Regions from separate parts of the Mus musculus genome. Here all the other regions are linked to region 1. A link is a loop called in an ENCODE intact Hi-C map of the cell type or tissue named here. Cell type or tissue: heart. All regions are shown on one strand. Links, peaks and the distances in the headings refer to the core of each region. The heading gives the core; the rest is flanking DNA. Region 1 holds the start of Cd36 (CD36 molecule). Region 2 overlaps Gnat3 (guanine nucleotide binding protein, alpha transducing 3). Region 3 has its middle 41 kb from the start of Gm31612. Region 4 overlaps Gnat3 (guanine nucleotide binding protein, alpha transducing 3). Region 5 overlaps Gm31612 (a long non-coding RNA gene).

Region 1 (6,515 bases), core at 620-5,619:
ATTGTACTACAACAAATTAATATTCTGTATCCTAATGAGACAAATGTAATATAGCATGCATTCAATACTTCTAATAACTAAATAGGCTAGACATTGAAAAGCCTAGATATCATATTGTATATAATTTCCCATGTAATACACACTTGTAAATTAAGTCTGCCATGGACAATCTTTATTATTCTCAGAACATTAAACAATAAATGATTTCCTTAGTATTACTTTGTTAATTAATGTTTTGATTTAATTTATAGGACATTAGAATGCTATTTTATCTTATTTGATTACTAACTACTACCTGTTCATTCTTTATAATGTGCACATATAATTTTCTTCTTAATATAATATCAAATCATTTTAATTTTATTTCTAAACATTAATTTGAAAAGAATACATCAAACTAGATATGAAGACTATATTTAGCATTTCTTATTTTATTTAATGCATAGTTACTGTATTTGTTTGGGGTGTGGGTTTGTATGTAGCATGTCTCATGTGCGGAGGTCATAATGCAGCTTTTAGCTGTCTTTTCCAACGTCTACCATGATTTCTAGGCACTAATCTCAGGGACTTTGGTTTGCATGGCAAGTACTTTTTACCATGAGCCATCTAACTGGGCCATTCATTATTTCTTCCCCCCAAAAGGACTTGATGTTTGTTTTCACAAGCGTCACCCTGGGAGATCTTTGTGTTTTCTTAAGTCTAATGAGAGAGCGTGGTGGTCAACTGAAAGAATCCAAACATAGTCCAATGTCTAGCAGATAGTAAGTGCCCAGTGTGTCAATACTGTCAGATTATGGCTACCTTAATATTAAGAATTTTTGTATAAATATACATTTATAATTTTAGTCATACAGAGATGTTGCTTTTAATTTGTTGAAGTTTCAGAGAAAGCAACTCAAATATCCTTAACAGTTGTCAATTATTGTGACTCACCAACAACCTCAATTTTAATGTAAACCTACATTTTAAAGGTTATAGCCACTATATGAGTTTTATTAAGCTTGAGGGTGTAGGTAGACTGTATGGATTTCCATTCCACTGGTGAAAGACATCAGTGACACGGTGACTATATCATGTGCTGTGTCAGATCCTATTGTGAATGTATGAGAATTAGACATGCATCATGTGACCCCTCTCTTCTAGAGACTTGTAATACATCTGTCATCTGCCTCTTAAATATGTCCCAATATTTGTGTAGTCAACTTATTGCACTTCCTCTTTTCACAAGAGTTGAACTGCATAAATCAGCTGTCTAAACTACTGCCATGAAGGATTTTTAAATAGTCATAGACTGCGGGGTAAAGGGTATAATTTTCATAATCTCAAAACAAAGAGAGACATTGTAACTGTGCCAAGACCTTTAAAAGCAAATAACAGAACACTAATGAATGAAGTACTAAATTCTATAGTGTAAAAAATATTTTAAAAGGGTAAGATTTTTACTATTTTTACTGCTTTTTATAATTATTTGTTTAATTTAGATCCAGATAGCAACTTCCCTTCCCTGCTATACTTTCAGTCTCTCCCCCTCCCTTCCCCTCCTCCATCCACCTCTTTTCCTCTTTTCTTCTGAAAACTTGAGCCCTCCAATGGATATCAACCAGCCTTGGCATAACAAGTTGCAGTAGGACTGTCTGATCTTATTCTGTTGAGGCTAGACTAGGCAGCCCAGTAGTGGGAAAGCAATTCTAAGGCAGGCAATGTAGTTAGAGACAGCACCTACTGCTGTTTGAGGAGTCCTATATGAAGGCCCAGCTGAATAACTCTACATATGCAAAGGGCCTTTGTCCATCTAAAAGGCTGACATTTTTAGTTGAACAGTTTTAAAAATCACAAAGGTCATTTTCTGCTTTTCTACTAATAAATAAGAGAAAAATATAAAAAGACCTTTGAAGGAAAAAATGGCACTATTATCAGTAAGTGTTAAGATAAAAATGACAAATAGGCTTCAGAAAATAGGATATAATTTACTTAAGTAGTTACCACGAGGTCAACAACAGAGCCTGATCAATGTACTTCTTAAAACTCAGAGGTCTGTCTGAGTCCATGTGGACCGTGATTGAAGGCTTCTCACATATTGTGGAGTGCTTACCATCCTGTTCAATGCTCTGGGGAATACCGCTAAACAGACATAATCCTTCCCCATAGACAAAACATACCAGCAGGCGCGTAAACAGGTCATAAAGGCTAATCAGGTGTAGGCCTTCTCCAGCCATGATAAGTGATCTTTGGGAAAGCAAAGCAAGAAAGAAGGAAAGATTTATAGGCTCAGGAATGGGAGTGTCGGGAATAGAACCCTGACTGACTGACGGGCAGCTTCAGGCGTTCTCAAGTGCTTTACACTAAACAACTTAGTGTTTAATGCCCTTTTTAATTTTCATCATTTTTTGACTAAAAGAAAGATTGTAGAAGGCACATTAAGTTTGACGATCACCTCACAGTGTAAACATGTCACCATTCCATATACAACTTTGGCATTTTTTCATGTATAACAAGACAACCACAGAACAAACCAAACAAAAGCAGGCAGTAAGGGATGCTTCCATAGCTCCTGGTGCACACTTAGCTAGTCATATTTTATAAGAATAGGATTCAAACCAACATCTACTCATGTTACCATGCCAAGGAGACTTCCCAAAGAATCGAAGCTCAGTTGACTTATGGCCATTGATGTCCTATCCTACCATTCATTATCTGTTTATTTATGGCTGGAACTGATATCTATAAGGCTAGGGGAACTTCCTGAGGAACGTATTGGCTCAAAATACTGAATCAAGTGATATTTAAGGATGAAAACCTGGGTCTGGTGAGATAGCTCAGTCAGTGAAGCATTTGAAGATGACAGCCCTGTACTCAGAATCCATGTGAAAAGGTGAGGTTTCTAGTCTTAGTGCTGGGGAGATGAGATAGGCATATACCTGGAGCTTATGGCCAGACATCCTCGCATAGTCACTGAGTCCCTGATGCTAGTAAAGACCTTGTCTCATAAAACAACAAAAAAGAAGTAGATAGCATACAGAGGAATAACACCTACAGTTGTACTCTCTCCTCCACATACATGTGTGTATATCAACACATGTATTCACCTGTACTGATGCACATACATGATTACACATATATGTATATACCTTCTCTCTATATACACATACATAAAAAGCAACCCAACTCTTTACTCTTAAATGATCATAGCATACACTGCCTTAGTGCTCAAGTTGTTATTTAGCTGCATATGTAGCAGAGGATGGCCTAGTCAGCCATTGATGGGATGAGAGGCCCTTGGTCTTGCAAAGAATCTATGCCCCAGTATAGGGAAATGTCAGGGCCAGGAAGTGAGAGTGGTTGGGTGGGTGAGCAGGAGGAGGGGAAGGGTATAGGGGATTTTTGGGGAGGAAACTAGGAAAGGGGATAGCATTTGAAATGTAAATGAAGAAAATATCAAATAATAATAAAAAAAGATTACAAAAAATTCATGTTGTGGATTCAATTCCATGGTGTGCCTTTTGCATCTTGAATAGCAAGAGCTGTTGGCTATGAGGTTGGACAACATCTACCAGTGGTCTTAGTGAATGTAAATTTGGTGTTTTGGCATGTACAGTGGAAGATGTAACATTTTACTCTCCAGAGAAAGTCAGAAGATACATATGACATTAGTGTGACTAATAATCAGTCAAGTGAATGCAATGTTCATGTGCACATCTATTTGCAGGAAATATCGTTTTCTGTTAGTGCCCCTATCTTCCTAAATTTGTATTGATCTTCCCAATGTTGTTAAATATTCTCTTTATGACTTAACTTTATCTGTACTTGTGTTGGAAACCTAGCTCTAGATGGCTGTGTTGGTATTTATATGCATGAGAATTAAATCTGAGGGAAAAAAAGTATTTATATCAAAAAGATTGAAGTCCATAATACATTTGTAGAAAATTCACAATCCTGGTTAAAATATTTCTTAAGGTATTCTTTTTCTTTCCTTGTCATATCATGCAATGTAGATACATTTTTCACAGTTTTAAGGTTTCCTTTCCTATAAGTAACTCGTTCAATATGAAACGCATAAGTAACTTATATTGAGGGTTTACAAGATGGTGTCATCACTTTTCCCACTGAAATCAAAGTCAAAACCCCTATAACCCTGAAGTATGTTAATGACCTTTTGGTAGTAGTTAAATAAATATATTGGTGTTATCCCCTGGGAAACCTCATGAGGCTAAGAAGGAGTTTCAGATGTTCTCCAGTCATTTTTCACCCCTGTAAGTGAGAGGGAGATCTGCCAGGGTCACACACCAATGGCAGGCACAATGTAAGACCAAGGAATGGCTTATCCCTGAGCTTATGAGCTAAATATATTCTTGCCCGTGACTCTTAGTTGCTTCATTTCAGGAGCGACCTGGAGACGATTTTCTAGTGAGCTTGCCAGCTTTTGGCCGTGATAACCTTATGAGGGTTTTGCCTGTCTGCTAGTGGATTTTTTGTGAGAATATTCTTCCCATTGTAGATCTAGAATGGCTGAGGTTGATGACATGCTATGCTCAGTAGTATTAGAGTTGTTTGGTACTTGTGCTTTCTATTTTGGATGAATATATTTAGGCTATTTTTTTTATAAGCATATCACCATCCTCTTGAAATTTCAGCTAAATTAACAACAAAAAATGACAAATAGTTAAGAACTTCCATCTAGAACAATGGGCCATTTCCTTTTGTAAAATTTGTTTGTCATCCCTGTTGATTGACAAGAGTTTCCAATTGTTTTCCAAATTATGAATCTGAAAGTCTTCAGGTTCATGCTAGGTAGTATAGAAAAACACTCTTCTCTGCACTTTATGACCTGAGATTTTCAGGCTTTGTTGGGACAGACCAATCAGTTCCCTAATTTACTTCCCCCTTGCTGCTACACTCCAGCATCTGGAATAACAATTACAATGGAAAACAAAGTATAGAAGGGGCGGCTCAAATCAGGGGCGGCTCAAATCAGTTCCGTTGGTTCTCTGGCCTCTGACTTACTTGGATGGGAACATGGCCAAAAAAAAAAAAAAAAGACTGCTGAGTATTTCAAATGTAGGTGATGGGTCTTCACCAGAAATAGACCCTTGTGAGCTTAACTAGCAGTGAAGTGTGACTTTTTTCTTTCTCTTCTTTTTTTCAATTCCCTTGGCAACCAACCACAAATTAGCATCTGACATTGAATTTTTTAAAGCTCGTTTCAACTCTCACACACATAAGTAGTGAGGAATTCAGGGTAGGGGTTTTCTACTGAGGACTTTTTCTTCTTCACAGCTGCCTTCTGAAATGTGTGGAGCAACTGGTGGATGGTTTCCTAGCCTTTCAAAGGTAAGTTATATGGGATTTTCCCTTTACATTAAAAAAAGAAAGAAAGAAAAATTTGTCTGCCTTTACACTGAGAGGAGATAATAGCATTTTAAAACACTTACTATGAAAAATGTCAAATGAAGAATAAATAAATCCATTGTTTTCTTACAGTCTTTAGGCTTTATTGAATGCTTATATGTTATTTACAGATCTACCTATATTTTTGCTGGATAGTATTAAAATATTGTTCAGTGACAAGTGATATTTTAGTTTATGATTTTTGATATCATGTATATTTTCAACACTCCTTTGTCAATATTTAAAATGATTTATAGGCCAATTTGGGTTTTATTCAAAACTTCTCTATTTAAACATGATTTTTACTTTAAAATATAAGAACATTTTTCAAGAGTGTTGATACAGTGAGATTAGTATATAAACAACTTGTAAATCTTATAGAGCACTCTGTCTTGAATGCAATTTGTTAACTATTTGCTGTTGTTCAGTGTCATTAGCTTGTTGAAGTTTCAGTGGACAATTTGTGGTGAACTTGATTATTTTCTCCACAGTTAGGAGTAAGGCAGGAATTACATATACATTTACTGAGCACTTTTCTCTAATGAACAAAAATATTTTACTTCCCAAAAGGAGTGGGTAATTTCAAATAATTACTTTAAATTTAATTAATGTGTATCAGTATACTACTTAAATGTAAAAATGAAAGAAAATTAATGCCTTTGAAAATTAAAAAAATCATTTCAAATACTAGTAAGTTATTTCCCTAAATCATAATTTTGGGTTTAAAGAATAGATAACACATTTTAGAAAAAAATTAACTACCTAATTATTAACTATTATTGTTATTAACTAAGTAACTATAAATGGCATAATTTTTAATAATAAATTTGAAATGTTTCTAAAGATGTAAGGATCCAAGACTTTCCAGTCCTTTCATAAATAATTTTAAGTTGGCAATGTCTTTTGAAAGTCTAAGAGATCCTTGCTGTACATACTACTTTGTAAATAAGTAAAAATAAAATCCTCAAGAAATTTTACTAGTTGATTTTCCAAGAGTCTTTTAGAGTATATAAATGAACAATGTAGAAAACCCTTTCCACTAAAATCATTATTGAACCAGAACAATAAACCAAATTTAGATTAACAGATAACAGGCTGGCCTGGAGAAAATATTAAAGTTAACAATGGGT
Region 2 (6,515 bases), core at 934-5,933, 160 kb before region 1:
AGGAAAATCAATCTGAACTAACCAGTACCCCCAGAGCTCCTTGGAACTATGTGGGGCAATGGGCTATGCACAGACATCCTGGTCTTCAGAGTTGAGGTTGTGACCCCCGGTGGAACCTGGTGGTGATAATTCACCTACATGGGACAGAAGGCATTCCCTCATGTCTCCTGGACTCCTGGCTGGTGTAGAAATTACAGCCCCCACATCCTCCACAGGAGAAGCTGTGGCTAGTAGTCATGTACATAATGTCCCAAGCTTCTGGCCTTCAGGCTAGACTCCTCTCTGTTACCTAGCAACAGCAAGATAATACAAGCCCACTATAGGAGGGGCTGCTTGGCCCCTCCTCCCTTTCTTACTCTCTCTACTAGCTCTCTCTCTCTCTAACATCTTACTCTCTAGCCTTTCCTCTTTCTCTCTCTTTCCCCCTCCCCTCCTCTTGGCCATGGCCACTCTCTCTTTCTCTTTCTACCTTTTCTCTTTCCTTCTGCCTTTCTACAATAAAGCTCTAAAACCATAGACTGTCTCTGTTCATCAAGGCCCGCTGTGCTTGGATGATAGGATAGGCTTTCTCCTAATGAGCCATGCCTAATCTCCCGTCAGAAGGCCTTCCTGTGCTCCAGCCACAGACCAGACTTAAGACTCTTGCCTATGTGGGAACCTTTCTCTCTCTGCCCTCTCTCCCATATCTCTGGGGCTGAGAGTGTTGAAGTGGGGCCCCTGGTATTAGGGGTTGCCCCTTGTCCACCCCCTGTGGAGTGGGGTCCAGTGGCTTCACACAGCCAGATGGCCACCTGGGCTGGGGTTAGTAGAAAGCCTCTGGCAATCCTCCCGCATCCAGAGCACAGGAACTCTGGCAGGACATGTGCTCCCCTCCCTCCCCTCTTCCCCATCACCCCTCAGCCCCACAGAACTAAACCACCAATTAAAGAAAACACATGGTGGAACTTGTGACTCTAGCTATATATGTAGCAGAGGATGGCCCAGTCGGTCATCAATGGGAGGAGAGGCCCTTAGTCCTGTGAAGGTTCTATGCCCCAGTATAGGGGAATGCCAGGACCAGGAATGAAAGTGGGTGAGTTGTGAAGCAGGGGGAGGGGGGAAAGGGTAGGGGATTTTCAGAGGGAAAACTAGGAAAGGAGATAACATTTGAAATGTAAATAAAAAACATATCTAATAAAAAATATAACATAAAAAAAAGAAAAGTGTTAAACTTTGTATAAATAGGAACAAATATATTGCCCTACCTCAGGGGGGAATATGTGAAAGCTGTTAAAAACCAAGAGATGCTGTCTAACTGTATTATGGTTTACATTTCTTAGTAAATCTAAAGAGGATTTGATAGTACACTTTCAAGGGTTTACTTGAATGGGAATTCAACACAATGGCAAAAACAATAGGACACTCATTTCCATACCAAAACCAGGATGATGGAAATGTGCTTTCTAAATAGAATCACATTCAAATAATAGTATTTTAATTATTTCCATTTTAAGCTAAGGTAAATTTAAGGAATATTTCAAGCAAATAGAGAAGTAAGCAGGCAAACAAAATAGTATCTCTGACATCAGTTGCTAAAAGGCTATTTAAATATATTTTCTTAAAAAAACAAACTCAAAAAGTCATTCTTAAGTATTAGAAAACAGAATTGGGCTACCACTTGTTTGAGAAATGCAGCCTAGAAGGAAGGACAGGCTCAGAGTGGGATGGGGTGGACAGCAGGAATGAAGGGTGGGGTCTAGCCAGCTAATTCCAAAATCACTGCACTTGACTCGATGATGAAATACTGAGCCGAAAGCATACTCCACCCACACTTAGAAAGCAGGTTAGAACATACCTGAAGTTCAAGTCTTTAAAGGAGAATTGAGTTTCAATGATACCAGTGGTTTTCACCCGGGAATGTAGAACATCTTGCTCATTTGGCACGTACCCAGGGGCTGTGAGTCTGTCTAAGTCATTAAGGTAGCTAAGAAAAACAAAATCGAATGGAGTATATTTTATTTTTGACTTTACATCGGATACACTGCAATTCAGTGAAAATGTATTTTAAGACTTTAAAGTATGTTGGAAAACAAACTCTATTTCTTGTTTGTTATCATGCTACTGATCTGATGGGCAGGCCTTGGGAGCTCAGATGTCACAGTTGCAGAGTGCGGAATCCACAGAGCTCCTGGAGAACTCTTCTCTAAGAACTCCTCAAAGCCACTTTAGCCCTAGACTTATGAAATCTGTAGGACAGACTCACTATCATATAGATTGAGATACGGAATGGTCTTTCCCCATGCAGAACTGTATAGATGTATTTCTATGTATTATGCTGCCTTGGAATGTTTGCTGCAACAGTTATTACAAGCTCCTCAAAGATCCTGTTACGGAAATCACTCAGTTTCCATTCTAAGATAGCGATTGGTGTGTATAACAATTTGAATTGTTTGAGAGTTATTAATTGTTTGGGTGATTTTTACATGGATTACTTAGTTTAGAACATTATAGCCATCTATGTACTGTAGCCACACCACTGTCTATCAGTGCATGGTGAAGCCCTTAACACTTCCAGAATTCCTACTGTTACTGGAGTGAACTCTTTGCTTGTTTGTTCCTTCTGTTTATTTGGTTTTTGTTTTATTGATCACAGTATCTAAAGCTTGGCAATGGTTAAATGTAAGCTTGATCAGCTCTGTGCTCTGAGTCTGTTAGACTAAAGAATGAAAACTATTCTTAGTATCTTTATCCTTTCAAGCTCGATCTACAATTAAAACTGTATTTCCCTTCATTTGTAGTGTTGTGTATGACACTACGGATTAAATGGCTTAGCAATATGGCTACTTCTGTGACAAATTTAAATGCAAAAGTGAGCCATGCCTGCATACGGATTTTAAAGTTTGGTGTCTTTCCAAAGAACTTTGAGGGTATAGTCATAGCAAATGTTAGTTATTGCCTACAAAGTTAAATTTGCTCAGAGATTCTGTTACGAAGTTCAGATGTATTAGCATCTAACACAGCAGTTCTCAGTCTGTGGGTGGCAACCCAGTTGGGGGAGTCAAACAACCCTTTCATAGGGGTTGGATGTTAGATAGCCTGTATGTCAGATTTTTACATTATAATACATAAAACAGTAAAATTTCAGTTATGAAGTAGTAACAACATAATTTTATACTTGGGAGTCACCACATGTGGAACTGTATTACTGGATGACAGCACTAGGAAGGCTGAGAACCACTGATCTACCACAATGACTTTAAAACAAAGTTCTTTTACCCTTAAAAGTGGATTTAGCACCTAAAGTTTTCCTCAAGGAGAAAAGTAAAACTGTGTATAAGAGGTAACATAATGGTTGTATGCTAATAAAGTCTGGTTACCTTTAAATGGGTATTGACTTGAGATGTAATGTGTCAAAGAATGAATTGGCAGATTTTACATTTTAATTTTTTTTTTTACTATTACTTGAAGCATTGTACATTTTCTATTGATGAAATCTGATGTGTGAGAAGTGCATGATATGTCAGCCATTTTGTGTCCAAGTAAAAAAGTTTAAAAAAAAACATGATATACTTACAAAATAGAAATCAAATCCATTTAATGAAAGCTTGAGCAAAAATAGATTTTAAATAATTTTTCTTTGCATTTGTAAATCACTTTAGGCAAAGAAGAGACTTTAGCAAATTGGCAGATTTTCATCAAAAGTGCTGATTTTAATAAGTAAATTTGGTATTTGGATGCCCAAGCCTGTAGTTTCTAAACCTTTAGCTGTTATGACTCAAGTCACATACAATGCGTTGATTATTTACTTCTAATCCTGTAAAGATAGTGCTGTCCCTTGTAAACCACATTTGCTCTTAATGCTTGTGGAATTTAAACAGCACACTAGGTGGCCCTAATTAGTAAACCATGAAACTTAGGTAGCTGAGGCCTTTCCTCCGAGCTTTTCCTAGAGCTTGTGGCATCTTCAGCCAAACCCGGGAACTGGGAATTCTGCTCTACTCTTCTGGCAGCGTCCATCTGCAGAATGTCTAGATGTGCAAAAAAAAAAAAAAAAAATCTTCCTTTCACTAAAAAGTTGGAAAAAAATGTTTTATATAGTATAAACAAAATAAATAGGCAGTGCAGGATCACTCTGATATGGAAATTGAAGTATGTAATTTAATTCAAAAATTGAAAAAATAATATGTTCTTAACGTTTGGAAGAAAATAATGTAAATTTAGCAACATTTTAGCAGGCTTTTATTTAATATGCCTATAGTAACACTTTGAAGCTGCCAAAGTTAATATCTCAAGTATTCAGTTTATGTAGAAAATATTTCTAGTACATAGAGAGAAAATAAATTTTCATAAAATTATACTGCTGTGCAAATCAACTGAGTGTTCAAAAACTATTTACAGTATGGGCAGAACTCAGAAAATCAATGGAAATAGATGTTTGATATATTTAACAGTATGGTAATATTCTCAACTCAAACTATTAGTCAAAAATTCTAAGCATTTAAACAAATAAATCATCTAAAATATGAAATACAGTGTCATTTTATTGCCTCAGGTTAGTTATCTGAGTTATAATTAGTTAAATTTTTTACTATAAATATAAAGGACAAACAAGGAGGCAAGCATACTAACAATGTAATTGAAGGTATCTAGGCAATATTTATTCAAAATGAAATTTATTAATCTTGACTGGAACACACTTACATGTCTGTCTTTCGGTTCACCTTTCCCAGAGGTAACTAAGCAACATTTTGTATGTAATGTATAAGCTTGCATCTAATTTACTCAATGATTAGCACAGACAGGTAAGCAAGGTTTTACAGTACCACAGAAATCACTTTGATAATCACAGTGAGGTAGAGACTGGAACCTTGGAGAAAATGTTCCCAAGTTTATGTAGTCATAGAGTGACACCCTGCTCTCATCAAGTGGAATCCATACTTTTGTCTAAAGGAAATGGTCCCAGTGGAAATTAACAATAAATGAACACTCATCACCATCACAGAAATGTGCTCACTACACATGGACTTCTTTTTATGTTTTTTTTTTCCAGACTCTCTCCATCCATCACTGTCGTTTTTTCCTAAGAAACAGACTTATGGGTCAAAGGTACTCAGTGATTACAAATCTGCATTGTCATTGTCATGCATGACCCATCTTTCTGTTTAAAGAGAGCTTTGCTTCCCAGCCACATTACTTTTTGTTGCTTGTTTAATTAAACCTCAGGGCTTGCATGGTTTGTCACGGGATTCATTCAAGGACAATGTTGTATGTTTTCTATGTTTGTAGGCATGGGAAGAAATAGAAAACGAGTAATTGCACAAACTTTTTGTAGCCAAACAAAATCACATGTTCTTGTTGATTCATACAGAAAATAATTCAAGAAGCACTCGAAACAAGGAAGTTTGAAGTCGTGGCAACAATTCTATTGTAAACAGTGCAATGCTCTCCTAAGTTCCTTATTAACATTAAATACTTACTTGCCAATATTTGCTATGCTGACTCTAACGAGATTTCACAATATGCTAAAATCTGAAGCCAATCGACTTTTCTTCCAGAGTTTTGTGTCTTGCTCAATAACCTAGTGGTCTATCACATATATCACTAGTAAACTTATTCTAGGGGTTATTTCAGTAACACTGAAATATATGATTCAGATGCATACAGTTCCAAATATCAACACGCATGCCATCTGTCTGTGTTCATGCTAAGTAAGCATTGAACATCATGGTAATTTTTTTTTTTAACTAAGAGAAGATATGTGTAGTATATATTTCTTCTCAGGTATGTTGTTTCATGTCTTTTCTGCTGGCTCTCAGGTTTTTTTTTTTATAATAAAATGCTAAACCATTTCCCATTATTTGTGCTTACATGCACAATGTGCCAAGTTACAACCTATGTGTCATCTGCAATTCTTGTCCAAGAAAATGACTTACTAAGCTGCAGAGTCATTGAGCTGGTATTCAGATGCCCTTTCAAAGCAGGCTTGGATTCCTGGATCCCCCCACAGTCGTTTAATGATTTCAGCCAGCTGTGGAGTCATATCACCATCTTCTAGTGTATTTGCCATTGAGTGAAGTTGTTCTTGGTCCTCCTGGAATAATATTTTGGTGGGAAGAACAAAAGTATGCTATTTAGGCACAGGCACTGTTTTAAATAGAGCACGCTAAAAGGTTTTTGTTCCTTTCATTTTGTCAATCATTTCACTGAAGAGTTTTTCAAAATCTATGAAGAATAATTAAACTAAAATTCATTATAGTAGTTGACTGATATCTAGAAATGCTGACCTTTGGAAAATTGCAAAATACTATATGAAGAATTTGAATGCTTTGGTATATTTCATTGATTTCTGAATATGTTGTCACAAAGAATAACAGTGCTAGTCTGTTATGGCCTGGTTTAAAATGCTGGTGTGAAAGAAAAATTAGATTGTAATAAAATGTTACTTGGCATGAGGTATTTCTTTTAATTACTTGGGCAAGTGATTACACACACGTATAGACACACAGAGGTACTGACGCTGTACGTTAAATGGTGTG
Region 3 (6,515 bases), core at 949-5,948, 53 kb before region 1:
GAAGAAAAGTGGATCGTGCTGTGTATTGTTGCTCACCAAGCAAATATATCAGAAGTGTGTTTGAAGATGATTATTATTATTGCTGATAAGTTACCTGAACACCTCAAAACAGTTTTATAAACAGAAAGTGCCTACAATATAAAAGCAATCACTGTAACAAATGCAGGCTCCGTGTTTGATTTAAAAACCAGTGGGGACATCTGCTTGGCTGCTACCATAATTGGCTAGCAGCCTGTTGTTTTGTTCTGCTGGAAGAGGGACCTTGTGTCCTGTGTATATTCTCTCCCCTTGGTCCAGAGGGACTTGAGTTTCCATTAGATTACAAGCTCTATACACATACCCAGACGTGTATAAAGCTCTTGCAACATTTCTTTAAATCAGTTTTGGTTGGTTTTCAAGTACTGGATTATTTTACTTATTGGTGTACAAGAGTTAAAGGTGCCCTTTAGTTTGCTATACCTTGTGAAATCTTTCTGTGAGAACAAAAACTAAACAGTAACTCACACCCTCACAACTTCCCATTTTTCCTTGAGGGCATTTTTTCTTTCTCAATGGGTAATGTTTCCACAATCCACAACCTGTGTTAAAAAATTCATGCTTATAGGCAACACACATTCTCTCCTATATCTCAACTTATCTCTAGATTACTTATAATACTTTCACTAATATAAATAAAATATAAACTTCTGAATTACTTAGAGATAATGACAAGAAAATGTCTGTCGATTTCCAGTATAGATTCAGTTTTTGTTCAAATAACAAGTTATGTGGTGTTGGTTGAGTCTGAATTGGAACTTCAGAGAGCATCCAGGACTGCTGCTCTTCATGTTTCACTGTTCACTGGCATCTCCTCGGACACAATTCCTCAATAACTTGTTCTCTCACTTATTCTCATTTTCATCCATAAAATGGTGTTTCAACACTTGGTCTGTGCCAGCCACTGTAGCTTCATGTTTTCTGGTGATTGCCCAAGGAACACGACTTCTACAACTCCATAGAAGACTTCTTAAATGAACCTCATAATTTCCCTCATACCAACACATAATTGGATGTCTATTTTGCATTCAAAATACATTTTCAAAAATCCTTATGTGTTCCCTTTTGCTTTTAGATCCACTTTGGCCAAGTCTCCCTTCTATCCAGCCTCAGTTTTTTTTTTTTTTTTCTTTCTGGCATCCATTTCTACCTTTCTGTATCCACTAGCATTGCTCACACAGACTTTATCAATGCAATTGAGATTTTATTATGCCTTCCTTAGAGTCCTTCAAAGCATTAAAATACTTCAAAGGATTTTTCTTGTTCCTAGAGTAGGGATAATCCATACATATTCCTATGCCATCTATTCTTACTCTTTGCTCTTCTTTCTCATCCTGCGTCTTTGTGCTTTTAGTTGTTTTAACCTATCATGCTCCTTTCCCTCCATGGTTCACTGCAGTTGCTTGCCCTTGTCTTTAAATACTTTCCTAATTGTTTGCCCACTAAAACCTATTTACTTTTATACCTCAGTTCATTTCCTTTATGTGTACACAAATGCAAAACATCCATATATAGATGTGCATTCACCAAATAATAAAATAGATGCACAATCTTTGGTACCCAACTTATCACCTAAAAGAAGATGTTCATATGTACATGATGTTAATGTAGCCTCCTGCTGTATCAAAGAATAAATGGCCACCTGATGAAAAACAAAACAAAACAGTGTTTCTCTTGGCTCTGATGTGTTATGTTAATTGTTGATGAGGTTTTTGTAATCAGTGCAGATGAGGATGGAGGTAGGGATTAAATGGCTTATAAAGCTACTGAAAATTTTAAGCTTTGGGAAAATACTAGAGATCTTAGTAGAAGTTAATCTTAATAGTATGGATTCCTTCAATCTCCATTCTTAATACTGAGCAAATAGGAAGCAATTTCTTCTAAATCTAATAGTTTACAAATATAATACCACAATTTTTAAATATAAGCAGAAATATTACATGTTAATCATAGCCAGTGTGATTCTTACCATCTATGTGTTTTGTAGAATGACTAAATCCACTAGTTAACATGAATCCTTCCGGGCATTCTACCACGTGTAGTGGAGTGAAACTATTTAGGTTCTTTTTTAAGTTTTTCAAGAAAAAAAAATTAAAGTCAGTTCTATGGCACACATTTCTTCTTAATCACAGCACTTGTAGGACTGAGACAGGAGAGTTCCTATGAGTGTGAGGCAAACCTTGTTTACATAAGTTATGAGGCCTTGAGAGCTCTAATGTACTATTACAAAGTTAGGACTCTTCTCCTCCAAAGCCAAAAGAATTAAGGAGAAAGAGACCCAACAAAGCCTTTGCCGCAAGCTGAGGGTTAGGAAAAGGATATAACATGCATGGCAGATGTGAGACCAAGTTAAGCAGAGAAGTCTAATAGGAAACATTTGCCACAATTCTCCTTTAAGTAATGTCTCTTAGGAAGGATGGTTTTGAGTGGTATGCAAAGTTGTCTTATTAACCTACAGAAAATTCCAACAGGATTTTGCTGGCATATTTAGTTGTAAATATTGCCACCAAATATCTTTTTGATCCTATGTTGTTCATGCTTAGCAAGCTGATAATTATCCAAGGGTGTTTCTCAAAAATGTTTTTCTGAAACACAAGTTAGCAAGGTTAAGGTTTTCATATCTCAGTGACAATTACACATTGTTTTCAAGTGGGTCAAGGAGTTTATGCCATTTTTTCCCCTAGAAGGCTACAATCTGTTCCTTCCGTGTTATGTTACTGAGCCAAGGATTCGAAACAGTTCACCATGAACTCTAAAACAATGGACAAGGGAATACAAAGGAGGATATTTGTAATTTACATTTTTGGCCTGTCTGAAATGATTTTGAAAGTGACCATGTTATATCACTTTATGTTCCCCAAACATATGCAGCCTGACATATTGATTAATGAGTAAGGGAACTTCATTAATAATTAATGCTGGTGAAGTGGAAGAGGAAGACATATAAGAGAAAAAGATCCCTCCAGAATAGGGAAGAGAGCATAAACGCTACCACAATGTCAACATCAGAGTGGCATTGTCAAGGTCCAGGTGGATTTCCTTGCTTCTTTGGAGTAAGATTTTTCAGACAGGAATGAGTAGTACACGATAATGTTCTATGAGAATCTTATTTCAACAGCTGAAGGTTAAGCCAGTCATTGAACAACAAAGACCCCCGGAAGGGCTTATATTGACTTGTTCAAAGTTTTAGGTTTATAAACACTACAAAAACAATCAACAGGTTAAGTTTAGGTTACACTCATATTCCATGGTGAAGTGTTGTTTTCAAAACTAATACATTAAACAACAAAAACATCTCTGGTGATGACCTGAGCACATGGGGTCAGTGGTCTTGTCCAGTGATATTACAGAGAGCCTCAGCACTTGGAAGTTCAACCCTGGCTATGGGTATTTTGCTCTCAGCCATCACATTCTACTCCCCAGAAACTTATGTACAGAAACCAATGAGCAAATAATACTCGCCTGTAATTTTTGAATAGAACATTCAAAACTTCTATTTTTATTTACAGAGAATAATCCCTGCTTAGAGCTCAGAATGCTCCGAATGCCCATAGTGTTCTGTAACTACTGGTAGGTTCTGGACAGTATTTTCAACTGTTTTCTTCAAATAAAAATAAAAGTAATTTTTCATCTAAATGATGGGCATAAAATGTTTTCTATAATAATGAATTATCTTGAATTATATTTTGGAATATATGGTTCAAACTTCACATTAAAAGTTCTTCCTGGTATTGAGAAAAGAAGTCAGCAGCTGAAATTATTGTCACTTGCTTACCCTTTCAGTCTGTCACGTATTAGACCTCAGATTGCCTCTGGGGTGCTTTTACCAGAAATGCTTAAAAAGTCTTAAAAAAATGTTGTCAGGAGAAACTTGACACACAACTACCAGAGATGTCAGAGACCCCTCTACAAGTGGAGATTACTGTCTTGCCTTTTTGTGTTTTTTCTGGCTCAATGCTTCTCAAACTTACCTGGTATCTGAGCAGTTCTTTAGGGGGTGCGGGGTGGGGGGGGAAGATTTCTATGCTTTCTCTAAATTTGCTTAAACAAAAATAAATAGATTAGTATATAACTACAAATACTTGAATGTTGGAATTGCTCATAGAATAACTAATCTGACCAAAGCTAAAGCACAGGTGAAATTGATGGCTAGCCTGCAACAACTAAGATCCAGTCAAAACTACACAGTTTAGACATGCCACATTTATATTTTTTAGTTAAGTTTCTTTACTGTAGAATTGCCTTATAACTATTAAGTTGATTGAAAGGCTCATTTGGGATAAGGGAACAAAAACTGATTGTCACTCACACACGGCAAAATGCTAAGCAGATGGATTTCTCTGCACATGAGAACAGTAGTTAAAATATTATGAGAGTGTTGTTTTTAATGATTTGACCAAGCATCTGGCAAGTACTATTGCATCAGAATTTCATATAAGATGTGGAACTCTATGCCCTCTCCTCCCCTTAGTACCTTTTTAGGCCTTTGTAGAATTGAATTGTTAAATGAAAATACGTATCATCTCAAAAGAATCACAGGAGCATGTAGGTCTGATTGTGTTGGGCTTTTTTGGCCTCTCTCAGTTGTTTAACTATGAAGAAATTCTTAATACATGGATTATTTACTAAACTAGTGATACATTGATAGAATACATGCCCCTATTGGATCAGAGTTTAACTTTTATTACCAGATTTATTCAGATTGAGGGCCATGCTTTAATTCTTGTACCTATTAGTAATATTAAGCCCAGCTGCCAAAAAACATCCAAAAGATATTTAAATAACAGTAGTTCAGATGTAACCACCACAGCCATGAGTGGCACATTCTGACACATTAATTGAGTTAAAGAAGAATGGTGGCACTGTTAAAAATAGGGGGAAACATCCTAAGAAAGCTTACAACGTAAATACACATTGTAGGGACTGGCATCTAACAGCTTCCCCAAGTGGTTAGAGCAAAACCCTATCTGTTGACTAAACTGCAGTCCTGCTATTACGCTTGATCAAGAAAGTACCCAAGATTGTCTCTATCAAAGCGAATGATCATCAGAAGAGAAGCAAACTGACTAGTATTTCTGTATTTCATAAGCACAGCAACTATTTCTTAAGTAACACAACAGGGTTTCAGCAGAAAGAGGATTAAGGGTTTTATTTTCCTCAACTGAGGCACAAAATGAGGGTGATTTTTCACTTTAGCTTTCATTTCATTTGGCTCAGGTGTCAGAGACCTATATTTATCTCCTAGTAGGCGTGGGTCTGAAGGACTGGAATGCTCAGGATGTCAATGGCTGTCAGGCGTCAGGATAACCTAGAAGATAGATGAATGGTTGAGACCCCGTGCCTCCTCCCAGAATTCTCAGCTGCTCCGCTGTGGAAATGGTGTGTTTACTTTCTGTGTCTCCTTCAACAGTCTCCCTGAAGCCAATCTTAAGATCCTGTGACTGGGCAAGCAAGCTGTTCTAGAAGTTGGTGAGCCGAAATTTTATTTAGGAGTATAGCTGTCTGTGTCTTTGTGTTGATATCCTGTTATCTATGAATTAATTATGTGAACTTTCTGATGTGTGCCATCTGGTATAATAATTAATGTGCAATACTTCTCTTAAGAAGTTTATTTGCTTGCAGTTAAGGAGCTAGGGACATTTTATTTTGAGCCCTTATTTTTACATTGCCAAATCTCCCAGTTGGTTCTGTAATTTTCTTTTTTTAGGAGGGGGCTAGGGAATTTCATTTTCTTTTGAGAATTTGTGGAAACAGACTTATCCTTGAATTTTATATTTCTTTTTTATTTTCAAAATTTATGTTTTATGCCTAAATCTTATTTCATATCTTATTAAAATCTGTTTTTTTTAGACCTTCTTGAATATTAATATTTTGGTCATATGACTCTAAAACCATGATTTAGACTTTGTAATTTTTGCTTTAAGATTACAAAATGTCGTTCTTAAAAATCAGAAAAGAGGCTGAGTAGACTTTGTTTGCATGCTTTGAAAGCATTTTCTGGCTTTGTGTCACTCCTGATTTAGTGAATAAAAAAAATAATGGGAAAGCTTGTACTCTTAGCTAGTTAACTCCTAGGAAGAATGGGAAAGACATACTCATCATTGATGATCACACAATTGACACTGACTGTTGTCTCCCAGATAGGTCCTTTGTGGGTCAGTGGAAGGTTTGATTATATAGCAGATATCTTTCTGCAGGTGTGTTTCATGTACAGCCAAGTAAACAAAAAGTGTCAACGTTTCATAAAGTAAACTCAACTGTGTGCTCACTTATGGATTGAATAGCTGCTTGTGCAAAAAAAGCAATTCACTCTAACTTTCCAATCGATTTTGTAGAGTTTAGGACTGAATTAGATATGTTTCTTTACTGGGAAAAGGTCACTGGCTTTTTGTCTCTGGATAATGGCATGGTTGCTTACTTCTGGCTTATTATTATGAAAGTGTAGACATCTGTGTCCCTCTCTGGTTGGAAGGAATCTG
Region 4 (6,515 bases), core at 915-5,914, 140 kb before region 1:
TTAACTGCCAGGAGCCCTAATGCATATGGGATGACATGGAATGTCTCATGCAGTAAGATCAGTATATGCTGAGGTAAAAATGAGGAACCAGCAGTGGTATCACAGATGTTATATTCACCCTTATCCACAACATGTATTACAGTTTATGATGTACACTATACGAGATTTTGGCATTAACTTATCATCATATAGAAAACTAGCATCATATAGAAAAACCCAAAATTCACATGATCTTTAACAGACATAATAGTTCTTGGTGAAAACTTAGTGGCTGTTTTAGGTTGTCAGTCAGGACCTTCTGAAGATACTGCCTGAATCTCTCTTGATGTTAAGGACAAGCGTTTTGAGAAATGAAAACTAAAAAGTCATGACCTCTGTTTGTTTTTGCATCTGTGTATGGCAGGCAGTTATCTTGACTTAATGTTTTATGATTTTTATATAAGCAAAATGTAATTTGAATAATAACTAAATCTAAAGCTTTTATTAAAATTATACCGATGAATATGAATTAGAGGTCCCTGAGAGCACAATGATGAATTTTAATCCCACTTCTACCTACTTGACCTCCAGTTTTTCTCTAGTGCTTCCTTCCTGCTCCACGCTTATGATCTCATCCCCATGCATCAGAATGAGATATATTTCACATGAAAGAAATGATTCTTTGAACTTGTAATTCAAAACTAACCTATGCCGACCAAGAAGCTATTTGAAAAGGAAAGGAAAAATCAGTTTTCTTAAAAGGCATGTCCCTGAGTGTACCAACCTGGAATCATTGCACGTTCCATGCCCAAGAGCAACTGGCCAACACAAAATGTCTTTCCTTCCTTCCTTCCTTCCTTCCTTCCTTCCTTCCTTCCTTCCTTCCTTCCTTCCTTCTTTCTTTCTTTCTTTCTTTCTTTCTTTCTTTCTTTCTCTTTCTTTTTGTTTTATTGGTTTTCTTTGTTTGATTTTTGAGAAAAGAGAAAGAGAGAGAGACAGAGAGACAGAGATCCTAAAACTGGATGGGGCTTGGGAGGGTCTAGAAGGAATTGAGGGAGAAAAATAATATCAAAATGCATTGTATGACATTATTTTATTTTGTCCCTTTTATGAGACAACATTTTTTTCTATTGAAGTACTTCTGTATGGTCTTGCTCTACATATTTCCTGAGCCTGGGTGAGCAGATAGAGAGGTATCTAAATTTAACCCTTATGGCAGAACATTTTTATTGTCCCTGGCAAATCTTAATGTATCTGATTTCTGCAGTTGTCTAAACAGCTGCCTGTGATACAGAAAAATAAGGAGTGGTGAGGCTATAATAAATAATGTTTCACTGACAGGTGGTTATGCACCGATTCTCCCTGCTGGATAAACTGCCCACGATTCGCCTCCATTATTATGCCAGGGTGCTTTCTGCCATAGGTCATAGAACTTACAAACAAAGCTAATGAATGCAAAAATCAGCCACAGCAATTTGACAATATTCCTTCATAGATTTTTTTTTAATCCTCTTTTTTTTGCAGTGCTGATTTTAAAACTAGGTCCTGTGGATTCTAGGGATCCGTTCTCCCAGCAAACAGTTGCACAGCCCTGGATACTTAGCCACTAGCAATGGAAGTGGATATTGGAAAGTAAGTGTCAGAAAACCAAGTTCCATACAATCTCACGCCACCAAATCAAGTACACGTGTTCAGTTTTACTGACCAAAAGTTTTTCAGCGGTGGGAATGAGATGATAGAAGAAGCTTCAGTCCTACTTCTTCAGGCTTACTTTGTCCTATATTTTGCTCAGTGAAGTGACTGATGGGAAAAGCCTGGAGCATTTTTGAAACAGGGAAAAGAATGCTTCTTCTTGACCATCAATTAAAACTTTAAAATAATTATATATTGTCTATGATTCCCTTAACAAAGTCAAACTTACTCCTGAAGTGTTTTCAATCAAGTGAAATATCATTCTTAAGAACCAAGAAAAATGTATATGAATTTTGCAGCAGGATACAACTTAGAGGTAGAATATATGTCTAGATGTGGGAGGCCATAGTTTCATCTGTATCACAACACACACGGAAGTAAAATTTGAAAGTTATATGATTATAACATCATGGATTTTAAAGAAATGTTTTAATACTTAAGACCCACTATTGGTCAGGTAAAAAAAAAATTGCAGACATAAATCATTTTATTTCTCTGGTATAGAATACTCAAAACTGTGTCACACATTAGGTGGATAAAAAGGGTGACTTTTAGGTTATGACAAAGAGTAAATGTACATTTAGAATAACAAACTAGGTTGATTATAGGAGTCCTTTGAAGGCACAAAGCTCCTATGCTCAGGTCTCTTATATAATAGGATATCATATCTGTTCATAACCTATGCAGATTCACTACTGTGCTTTAAACTGCTGCACTATTTACAATTATAACTGTATTGTAACTATGATGTAAACCATTGTTATTTTCTATTGTCGATAAGATAATGAGAATAAAAAATCTCAATGTATTAAATACAGGTCAAAGTTACAGGCATTTTTCATCTTTAGTTGCTTGAAACCACTGGTGTGTAATCCATGAATACTAAGGGCAAAAGTCAAAATCAGATGGAATCACACTAATACTGGAATTTCCCAAATTATTTCTGACACTAGAAGGGTTGTAAGTATATAACAATTCTTTGTAACTTATTAAGTAATTAATTATGTACTTAAGTGATATAAAATAATTAATTGCTATAAAGTAGAAGATAACTTTTTATGGAACTTCATATTAATAATTTATATTTGGTTATAATTATTTTGTAAAGCAGCGTTTAAAAATTTGTAAAAATTTTAAAAGATTTTCTTTGCTCTCTGTAGTAAGTTTACTGTTCTGGGTGAAGTCTCAAACAGTTAACTGCTGTACTGGCATAATTTCTAAATAAAAAACAACTCATCTAAAAGTCTCCTTCATTATTTCAAACTCCATCTCCAAGCGCCTCAGAAATGAACTGTTCATTCCCATTCTCACAGTGATAGTGGGTCTTAGTTCACGATCATCACACCATTCTTGGAGGATTAGGTCATGTTACAGGACTAAATATACACAGGACAGCATGCTTGCCTCTGCTCAGTACAGCCTAAAATAGTTCCTTCCTTCTAAAGTGTGGGCATAACTAACGTTACTTTCTAGGCTAAAGAGCACCAGAGGAATTTTTGCAAGACACGTACTGTTTCTTTGAAGAAGATAATGCTTCAAATAACAATTAAAAACTGTACTTCATTTGCATTTTAATGCACACAATTAGAAAATAATAAAATACAAATGAACAAAACTATTGTTATGTAGAAATATGAAAAGAGAATCTGAAATCTGTACAATATTCATAACTGCAACTGAGCTCTTCTGAAGCACACAGAGTTTGTTTGCTCCTTTGGCTAAAAAGGGCACCATGACATTAAATAATTTGACATGTGTTGATATATATGATAATTTTCTAGGCTAATGAAATCATATAACTGTATAATAGAGAGGGAGTTAGAATGCACCAGTCTTGTGGCTGTGTTGATCTCTGCACGAGAAAAATGAGGACTATAGAGAGGAATGCACTCACACACATTCTACATATGTGTTCACATAAATTCAATTCTCCTGGTAATGCTGTATCATATTTGTTTCCAGGTGTGCGTTAATAGTGGAAAGTTTAAATGGTTTCAAGCCATATCCTCTGGGTCAGTAAAGTTTCCAGTCTCTCTTTCAACTGTATTTATGATTGAAAGTTTTATTGTGATACTAGAAGAACTTCAATTCCAAATCATGATGCTAAAGGCTAAACCTAAGTCCTAGTCTTATAAAGACTACTATTGTAAACTGTTAAGGATAATTAAGAAATACAAGTTGGTAGTCAGTCACCTTATAAATGATAAAATCCTTTAATACATTAATTCATAATTTTACTTGTATTCATGCTAAGAATGGACATAATTAATGATAGGAATAAGCCTCATTTAGTCTCTTGTATATGTTTTCTATGTTAAGCCTAACACAGATAACTAGAAACAAACAAACAAAAAATTCAACTATTTAGATATACTGTAGATAGATAGATAGATGATTTTCAAGTGCTTCAGAGACCTGCAGAATATGGCATTTAAAATGTTTAATTAAAAAAAAAAGCTTTTCTTTATAGAGAGACATGCCAGCTCCTGGCAGCACCCGTATTTTCCTCCAAAGAAGAGCCTCCACCTTAAGTTTGCTTCAAACGTGGCAAAACAGCCATTGAGTGACTGCTGGTCCCAACTGTGGGCAAGCAGGACACAAGGGAGTTGAATGACTCTCTTGGCCTAGAAAAGTAGGACAGTCATTCCTTAAGTTTCTGCTTCCCAGGAAAGTCTGTCAGATCTTCTGGGTCTGGTAGCCAAAGGCTGATGCCCCTGCTGATCACAGAGGGACCCAGACTATCTGTTCAGTGAAAGAATGATCAGTTTAACAACAGAAACTAAGTCTCCAGATGTGTTCTCAATTCTAAGCTCAGGCAAAGGTCCTCACTCTCCTAAAGCTGCCGCTACTAAGTCTAGATACAGTCTTCCTTGTTACCATTTTTAAATAAGGGCTGAGGATACTGAAGTTTACGTTGTAGGACCTAAGACAGTGCTATAAGATCTAGGATGGTGCTTTAAGGTTGGTCTGTGAAAGTTATGAAGGCTGGAGAATATGAAAGCTTAAATAGTGATAAGAAAGCGATTTAAGTGATTTTAAGGTATTAAACAGAATGAAAAACATTTCAGATGACTTTTCCTCACTCTGCTACTGTTATAATTAAAATTTGAAAATTAATCAATGGAGTTTTGGTAATATCATATTCACAAGCTCAACATCTTAAGTTTTCTTTCGTTGTATTCTAAGTATAAACTTAAAGGGGACTTCTCATTGTGTTCATTAGACACAAACCTACAGTACATTGGGCTCACCAAGATGAGACAAACAGTGGAGTACTTTATTTCTCAAGTTCCCAAATAGAAATGGAATAAACATTGTAAACATAGTTCTTCCCCTGGTAGTTCTCACAATTGTTCTTAGTGTATACAGGTTTTACAGATGTTAGAGATAAAGCCCTTTCTTGAACTATGGGGGAGAGTTGGGATGACCTACACCCACATTTATTGTATCTAATGGCTACGTAAGTCCTTGTATCTTCCTTGTTAATTGCTGCGTCGACAGCACCAGATGCTGCCAGATAAGTAAAAGTTTATAACTTCCTTACCTGCCCTAAAAGAGGGTTCTCTGAGATTATCATGATAAAAAGCTAGCGCTGCTGTGGGGGAGGTCACAAAAGGTCACATTGTCTCCAACTTGGCCAAAAGGCAACCTAAAGATAGTCCAGATGTAAACTGTGGAACCTCTCCCACTATGTTAATAGCTCCCCCCACCCACAAGAGTGTGACTTTTGATAAATAAAAGAGTTGGTGGCAGGAGCTGGGACAGAACTACTGGGCAGAAGGACAGAGGCAAGACACAGAAACTTGGACAAGAAAGAAGCAGAGAGCACCTCGAGGTTGGAACACAGTGGCAGTGAAGTTGGCTTATGTTAGCTGAGCTAGCTGAGACTGCCCAAGCCAAAAAAGGCCAGATATCTGTGTCTTTATTATAAACCAGAAGCAAGACACACACACCCCAAAGCCCTGCAACTTAAACTATTTTAAGTTGAAATGAAAACTATGCTTTTATAGACATATTTTGTATTCAAGTATAGTGGGAAACTTACTTGCTAATTAAGGTCAAAGCACACCTTGACCAGATAGCCTCTGGGCTTGGTGAAATATGGGAAACTCCCTTTATTAGCAAGGTTTCTCATTCTCTGACCTTGTCTGTGGAATCCAAGCCTCCATACACATCTCTATCTGAGGAAAGTCTTGTAGCTTCAATTAGATTGTAGGACCAATTTCTTTTCTCCTGACAGAACGTGTTCAGCCAGCACCTGAGATTCCCAAAATGCTTCCCCATGCTAATGAGGGGCTCTAGGTACCCTAAGTCCCCAGCCAACGACCTTTGCTATACTGGATGTCCCTACCCTTGGTCCCCCAAAACTATAAATCGTCAATCATCCCAAGTAATGTTGATCTGTCTACTGACATCAGATCCCATTGCAGTCTTTCTCCATGCAACTCACAAGGCTGTGCAACCACTCCTCCTTCCGCCTCCGCACCCCGCCCCGCCCCTCTAGGTTTCTGCACCCACTTTCCTCATAGATTGCATTGGCCAACAATCTAGGAGCAGAGAGACCCACGAAGTGTCGACTTCTCATCATGTTGAGTCTTTTTCAGGAATAACATGTCACACAATAATTCTCATGAGTAAAATTAAAAATCTCCATCATTTGCATGAAAGCCATTCAAACTTACTGAACTGAAAGTGAAAGAAGTAAAACGTGAAAACAAAATTTTAGGCCTTTAGGCCCAGGCTTGGGAATGTGGCCTCTGTGGCCCAGTGCTCCAAGGTGTGCTGGTCATAAAACAGATAGCGACATTCCTCCACCCACCTGCTTCCTGGGTTCAATTCAAAGA
Region 5 (6,515 bases), core at 544-5,543, 100 kb before region 1:
CCAATAAGTTCTATATCATGGACATCTCCTTACCGTCCCCTGCTTCCTTACTTGCTCATATAAGGAATTGAGCTCAGGACCCAATCAAACAAAGTAGCAGTACTCTACGACTCACCTGTATGTCCAGCCCTCTCCTTCCTTCTTTTTTTAATATTTAACAATGTCACCTTAAAATTCTAGGCTGTCCTTCAACTCATTCTGTAACACAAGCAGGTCCAAGATGTATGATCTTCTTCTTCATCCTGCTGCCTAATTGAAGGTAAAAGCATGTAATGTTAGGATTGCTTGCTTTTATGTCTTTTTTAAAAATAAAATACAATCTTACTTAACTTAAACATAAAATTCTGTTTGTGCAGTGGAACATCAGGTAGCAATATGAAGCTTGGTGTTAAAAAACACATTGAACACCCAGAAAATACCCATCTGCCTGAAGTCAGAGCAGCACTAAGATGAGATAGTTTGTGGTAGAGAGAAGGGAGAGAAAGAGGAGAATTGTGTGCACAGTGAAGAGAGGCAGAACTGGAGATCTGAGGGCCTGATGTGAGTAACCTGTGCTGCTGCTACTACAGGCTATGGTGGTGTTCTGTCCTGTGTTGCTACCAATGATCAGGTCTGAGTCTGTGGCCCTGCAGCAGTGGGGGTCTGTGTCTATGTCCATGGTCCATGCTACCACCAAAAGCCATGCTCTGGACCACTGCTTGGGGCCATGTTGTCCTCACCTGTTATTGGATGCAGCACTCAGGAGATCTTACCTTGCCCCTCATGAGGGTAGGGGGTAGTGCTGCAGATCTGGCATAGGACAACTGGGAAGCTGATAAACTCAGCTACCACTCACTCAGGCCCAGATCCAGGGCTTTGAGTTAGCAGGCCCCAATATTTACCCAACCGATGAACTGTTGGAGCATGTTAAGGGGCCATTTCTGCAGAAGGAAAGCTGTAGACTCTCCGTGACACAAGGCAACAACAGGATATCTCAGAGGAGTCTAAGCAACGATCATAGTGTAGCAGAAGCCAGAGGCCTTGGACAAAGCCAATGACTCATTACAGTGAATATTTGCAAGTAAAGCTGTTTGGGCAAAAGGATATAATATGTGACACACTGCAGCATCTATGGAAAGATTTTTTTTTTATTTTTTGTTTTCTTTTGGTGAATGTATTGCAAAGGGTAAAGGGCAGATATGGAAGGATGGAGAGGTGAGAGAGGTTGAAGTTTATAATGTGAAATTCACAAAGTATCAATAAAATGTTTGAGAAAAACAAAAACCAAACTTATTGGGCTTCCATAAATACTATTCCTGTCAAATCATTCTTGTCACAGTACAACCTGCTTGATGACTAAATTATTTGCTATGGATTTCAATGTAGATTTTTACAAAGGGTTTCCACACCCTATGTAAATGGTAAATATTTCTAAACACGATTGTGCATCAGTAACCACCATGTCAAAATAAATAATGATCCTCAAAAAGAGAAAATAAAATACCCTTTTGCCATATTTTAGGTTTTACTAAAGGTGAGAAATGTGAACATATGCTGACCTATTTTAAAGACCTAAGGGTTCTTCAGTCATTTCAACTTTCTGCTCCCATTTACTAGGAAATCGGAGCACAAAGCTCAGCTTAATTCTTGGGTGTGGAGGATATTTTCCAAAGCCCAATATTTCAGATGCTGGCTGAATTTAATGACTTGTTTTTAATGTGTGGCTTCCTTTCCTCACAATGAACCAAAGTCAATGAGTTTTGAGTTGATTGATGGAGACTATTACAACACATGAGGAAGACAGCAAACTCTATTAAGACAGGGGAATGTGGGCTCTTGGCATTCAAATGGATAAAATACATAGGCAACTTTGACTGTCTCCATCTACTCTATAAGGGTAGATGTCAAACTTCATAATCCCCGGTAGAAGGTAACAGCTGAGAGTCCCATGGCTGCTGTCAAAAGGTTGTAGGAGGGTTTTACACTTCATGTGGATGTTGAAACCCAGGTATTAACAGTCTCCCACAAATAGTCATAAGTTAAAACACTGGTCCCAGCTGGTGACACTATTTATGTAGGTTTTGGGTACTTCGCTTGGTGTGGCCTATAAAAATGAAGGTACTAGAGAACTGTGTAGAGAGCCTCTCTTATAAGCATTATCTGTCAATAGAAAAGACAATGGCCAATGAGCAGAGGCAGAAAATATGAGGTAGGAAGAGATACTGGTAGGAAGAGATATTGGTAGGAAGAGAGAAGATTGTGGGAAATATTAAGAGTATAAAAGAGACATCCAGCTATTTTGAAGGCTATCATTTCCCTAATTTCTTTCTCAGCCTGTTTATTCTTTGAGTAGAGGAAGGCTACTGATTTGTTTGAGTTCATTTTGTATCCAGTCACTTTGCTGAGGTTGTTTATCAGGTTTAGGAGTTTGCTGGCGGAAGTAAAGTATCATCTCATCTGCAAATAGTGATATTCTTCCTTTCCATTGTCTCCCTTTGACCTCCTGAGCTCCCAGGGACTAAACCACCACCAAGGAGTACACATGGAGGGACCCATGGCTCCAGCTGCATATGTAGCAGAGGGCCCTTGGAGGGCATCAACATTTGAAATGTAAATAAAGAAAATAGGAGAGAGAGAGAGAGAGAGAGAGAGAGAGAGAGAGAGAGAGAGAGAGGAGGAGAGGACAGGAGAGGACAGGAGAGGACAGGAGAGGACAGGAGAGGACAGGAGAGGACAGGAGAGGACAGGAGAGGAGAAGAGGAGAAATTCAAGGAACACAGTGAGGAGGAGAGGGACATAAGCCAGCAGGGAGATTCTGAGGAGACTCAAAGAAAGAAGTGCACCAGGACTAAAAGAGAGGTAACTGACTACATCATAGACATAAAATAGTTTAAATGGATAAACAAGTTAAGAGCTAGTCAGGAAAAGAGCCAGAGCTTATGGCCTAGGCATTTAATAATAACTAGTTAGTCTCAGAGTCATCATTCCAGGAGCAGGACTGGGAAGGAAAAAAATGTTTTCCAGAAATGTTTTGGGAGAGTCTGCCTTACCTTTGGCCTGCCTCCCCTACATTTATCCTCTTCCTGGCCATTATGATGTAATTTGTTGTGTACTGCTATGTCCTCCCTGCCACTATAAACTGTGTCCTCTGTAATCATGAGATAAGCAGTCTCTTCCTGTAAGTTATTTATGTCAGATGTTTTGTCCAACTGATAAGTCAGACAAAACAGAAGGCTTGGACACCTAGTAGCTGGAGAAGCTACTAGAGTTTTGGATCAGAGAAAGAATTTATGTTGTCCTTTCCCCAGTGCTTGGGTCTGGTAGACAGAGTTATGAAACCAAGGGCCTTAAGGAGACAAAATTACAAAGAGGTAGGCAGTACATCTACTCTATGCTCTGCTCGTCCCTCACTGCTTCCACTGACCCACATATGACTTCAGCATCCATGGTGCCAAATTACACCCATGGTGACTCTTGCCCTAGTTTCCATCCCTAAGAAAACTTCCATTGTATTCTACATCACTGAAGCAGCCATGTGTGTCCCATTGGCAATGCTGTCTTTACCACACCTACTTGCTCTGATAGAAATCACCCTTTCCCAAAGTGGCCTTCTGAGAATGAGGACTCTCTGAGCCACTGCTGTATGTATTGTGTGCAGAGAAATTGAGTTTAGCCAAATAAGCTTAAAGAAGAGTACACTGTGGTACATAATCAGAATAAAGCCAGCACAGCCTACAAACAGGCTGGCACCCTCAGACACATGCATGACTAAGATATTTCTTAAGAAAGTCACTTTATAAAATTAATAGAGGCAGTGTGGTCTATCAAGACATAAACATCAATACTGTAATGTAGGATAGTAAAAACATATGAAAACCAAGGTCCTATGGTCTCTTGTTATATAGGTAGCTATAGCAAAAAAAACTTCAAAGAAAGAAATTTTGATTTGCACCTATTAATTAATACAAAAGTATGAACATTAGGACACAAGCCTTCTGAGAGTAGAGAAAGATAATTCAATAAAATTAGGGGAATGACTGATACTAAAAAGAATTAATAAAGAGACATCTTGAAATAAACCAATCAGAAATCTAGGGAATAAATTTAAGTAGAAAAATATGAACAAAGAAATGTGTAGTGGTACATCATATTTGTAGTCTCAACATGTGGGTACTAAATGGAATGAGAATTCTGAAGCTACATTGAATAGCATGTGTGTGTGTGTGTGTGTGTGTGTGTGTGTGTGTTTCTGTTTCTATGTGATCTAGATCAATTACAAGAAAATAAATTTTGAAACATCCCAGCAAGCTATATAAAAATCTACGAGTAAAAATGAATCAACAAATCCTTGTTGAGACTAAATAATTTGTTTGAATAAATAAACAAATATTCTAATTTTGTTATGTCCTGAAGGCCAAAGGAATGAGAAAGCATGTGACCCTGCTTGATGAAAGACTTGTGGAAAGTCTAACAAAGTTGGGAGATGAATATGCTTCTAGATTCATGGGCTTATAAGACCCTCCAAAAACTCTACCTGAAAAGTTCCTCTTAGTGGCCTAGTACAACTGAACTGTCAGAATTACTGGGCAGAATTACTACAAGCTGCAAGAGAGAACTATCAACTATATTTGAATAAACATGCATTAAATGAACTGCAGGAGCAGGAAGGAATGTTATCCTACATTTTGTATTTTTTTTATTACGTATTTTCCTCAATTACATTTCCAATGCTATCCCAAAAGCCCCCCCCCCCCACCACCACCACTCCCCTACCCACCCATTCCCATTTTTTGGCCCTGGCGTTCCCCTGTACTGGGGCATATAAAGTTTGCCTGTCCAATGGGCCTCTCTTTCCAGTGATGGCTGACTAGGCCATCTTTTGATACATATTCAGCTAGAGTCAAGAGCTCCGGGGTACTGGTTAGTTCATAATGTTGCACCTACATTTTCTATTTTGAAAAGAAAATAAAACACAGTCAGGAATATATAATTAGAAAATGATCCTTCTTAAATGAGAGAGAAATGGAAGGACTCTTTTGTCTACACACAAAAGACACAGTACCTGGCAGTGTCTTGTGAAAGATTCCCAGGAAGGAAGCCTAAGAATACAGCACACTGGCGAGGATGTGGAGAAAGAGGAACACTCCTCCATTGCTGGTGGGAGTGCAAGCTTGTACAACCACTCTGGAAATCAGTCTGGCGGTTCCTCAGAAAATTGGACATAGTACTACTGGAGGATCCCACAATACCTCTCCTGGGCATATATCCAGAAGATGTTCCAACCGGTAATAAGGACACATGCTCCACTATGTTCATAGCAGCCTTATAATCACCAGAAGCTGGTAAGAACCCAGATGTCCCTCAACAGGGAAATGGATACAGAAAATGTGGTACAGTTACAGAATGGAGTACTACTCAGCTATTAAAAACAATGAATGTATGAAATTCTTGGGCAAATGGATGGAACTGGAGGATATCATCCTAAGTGAGGTAACCCAATCGCAAAAGAAGTCACTTGATATGTACTCACTGATAAGTGGATATTAGCCGAGAAACTTAGAATACCCAAGATACAATTTGCAAAACACAAGAAAATCAAAAAGAAGGAAGACAAACATGTGGATACTTCATTCCTCCTTAGAATAGAGAACAAAATACCCATGAAAGGAGTTACAGAGACAAAGTTTGGAGCTAAGGCGAAAGGATGGCTATCCAGAGACTACCCAATCTGGGGATCCATCCCATAATCAGCCAGCAAACCCAGATACTATTGTATATGCCAGCAAGATTTTGCTGAAAGGACCCTGATATAGCTGTCTTATATGAGGCTATGCCAGTGCCTGGAAAATACAGAAGTGGATGCTCACAGTCATCTATAGAATGGAACACAGGGCCCCCAGTGGAAGAGCTAGAGAAAGTACCCAAGAAGCTGAAGGGTTCAACAATATGAACTAACCAGTACCCCCCAGAGCTCGTGTCTCTAGCTGCATATGTAGCAGAAGATGGCCTAGTCAGCCATCATTGTGAAGAGAGGACCCTAGGTCTTGCAAACTTTATATGCCCCAGTACAGGGGAATGCCAGGGCCAAGAAGTAGGGGTGGGTGGATAGGGGAGCAGGGCGGGGGGAGGGTATAGGGAACTTTCGGGATAGCATTTGAAATGTAAATAAAATAACTAATAAAAAAGAATATAGCACACATGTGAACCTGATGCTGTCATCTGTTGAGAAAAAAACATGTCCTAGTAGAAATATTTGACATACCAGATATAGATCAATAGAAGTTATAAATATCAGAATGTTGTAGCATAATCTGAGCAGACAATATTGCGTGCATTTTATTAGTCAGCCTTTTTTTTTAGACCAATGAATACATCATACAATTCTCTCTGTCCCCCAGTAGGCATAAAAACCCCATCAGTTGTAATAGAAAAAAGGAATGAGTATTTAAAAGATTTGGAATCAAGAGAGAAAGATAGAGGCATCAAGGGCTAGTCTATACACCCTTCCCAGTGTGTTCTCACTCTCACAGTCCTTG

What was found. Hi-C counts contacts between places; a loop is a spot of excess contacts. Peaks named below come from ENCODE experiments on the same cell type or tissue, not always from the same donor. Only the 100,000 strongest peaks of a DNase experiment are listed, where the experiment ranks them.
Region 2: it touches region 1 in a loop (2.1-fold over the local background); 14 of 42 quality-filtered maps call a loop at or near these places.
Region 3: it touches region 1 in a loop (3-fold over the local background); 5 of 42 quality-filtered maps call a loop at or near these places.
Region 4: a loop joins it to region 1, with 2.8 times the contacts of the local background. A loop is called at or near these places in 6 of 42 quality-filtered maps.
Region 5: a loop joins it to region 1, with 8 times the contacts of the local background. A loop is called at or near these places in 2 of 42 quality-filtered maps.

What each region holds. Positions count from the first base shown.
Region 1 is chr5:17,834,431-17,840,945 of GRCm38, reverse strand. Cd36 (CD36 molecule) reads left to right here and starts at 5,050. Exons shown (of 15, transcript NM_007643.4): 1 at 5,050-5,328. In heart, for the core only: a CTCF peak has its summit at 3,738; DNase peaks (open chromatin) are centred at 4,315 and 4,935.
Region 2 is chr5:17,999,209-18,005,723 of GRCm38, reverse strand. Gnat3 (guanine nucleotide binding protein, alpha transducing 3) reads right to left here. Exons shown (of 8, transcript NM_001081143.1): 4 at 5,913-6,070; 5 at 1,835-1,963. Among named protein-coding and RNA genes, the nearest start is that of Gnat3, 40 kb to the right of the region's middle. In heart, for the core only: a CTCF peak has its summit at 3,854; no DNase peak of the experiment used is centred there.
Region 3 is chr5:17,887,701-17,894,215 of GRCm38, reverse strand. It overlaps a transcript of Cd36 not described here. Among named protein-coding and RNA genes, the nearest start is that of Gm31612, 41 kb to the left of the region's middle. In heart, for the core only: no CTCF peak of the experiment used is centred there; a DNase peak (open chromatin) is centred at 5,385; H3K4me3 peaks cover 538 bases; H3K27ac peaks cover 778 bases.
Region 4 is chr5:17,979,493-17,986,007 of GRCm38, reverse strand. All of the region lies in intron 1 of Gnat3 (guanine nucleotide binding protein, alpha transducing 3), which reads right to left. Among named protein-coding and RNA genes, the nearest start is that of Gnat3, 20 kb to the right of the region's middle. In heart, for the core only: no CTCF peak of the experiment used is centred there; a DNase peak (open chromatin) is centred at 3,027; H3K27ac peaks cover 2,495 bases.
Region 5 is chr5:17,935,418-17,941,932 of GRCm38, reverse strand. It overlaps Gm31612 (a long non-coding RNA gene), which reads right to left. Exons shown (of 3, transcript XR_389766.2): 2 at 116-249. Among named protein-coding and RNA genes, the nearest start is that of Gm31612, 6.5 kb to the right of the region's middle. In heart, for the core only: no CTCF peak of the experiment used is centred there; a DNase peak (open chromatin) is centred at 3,212.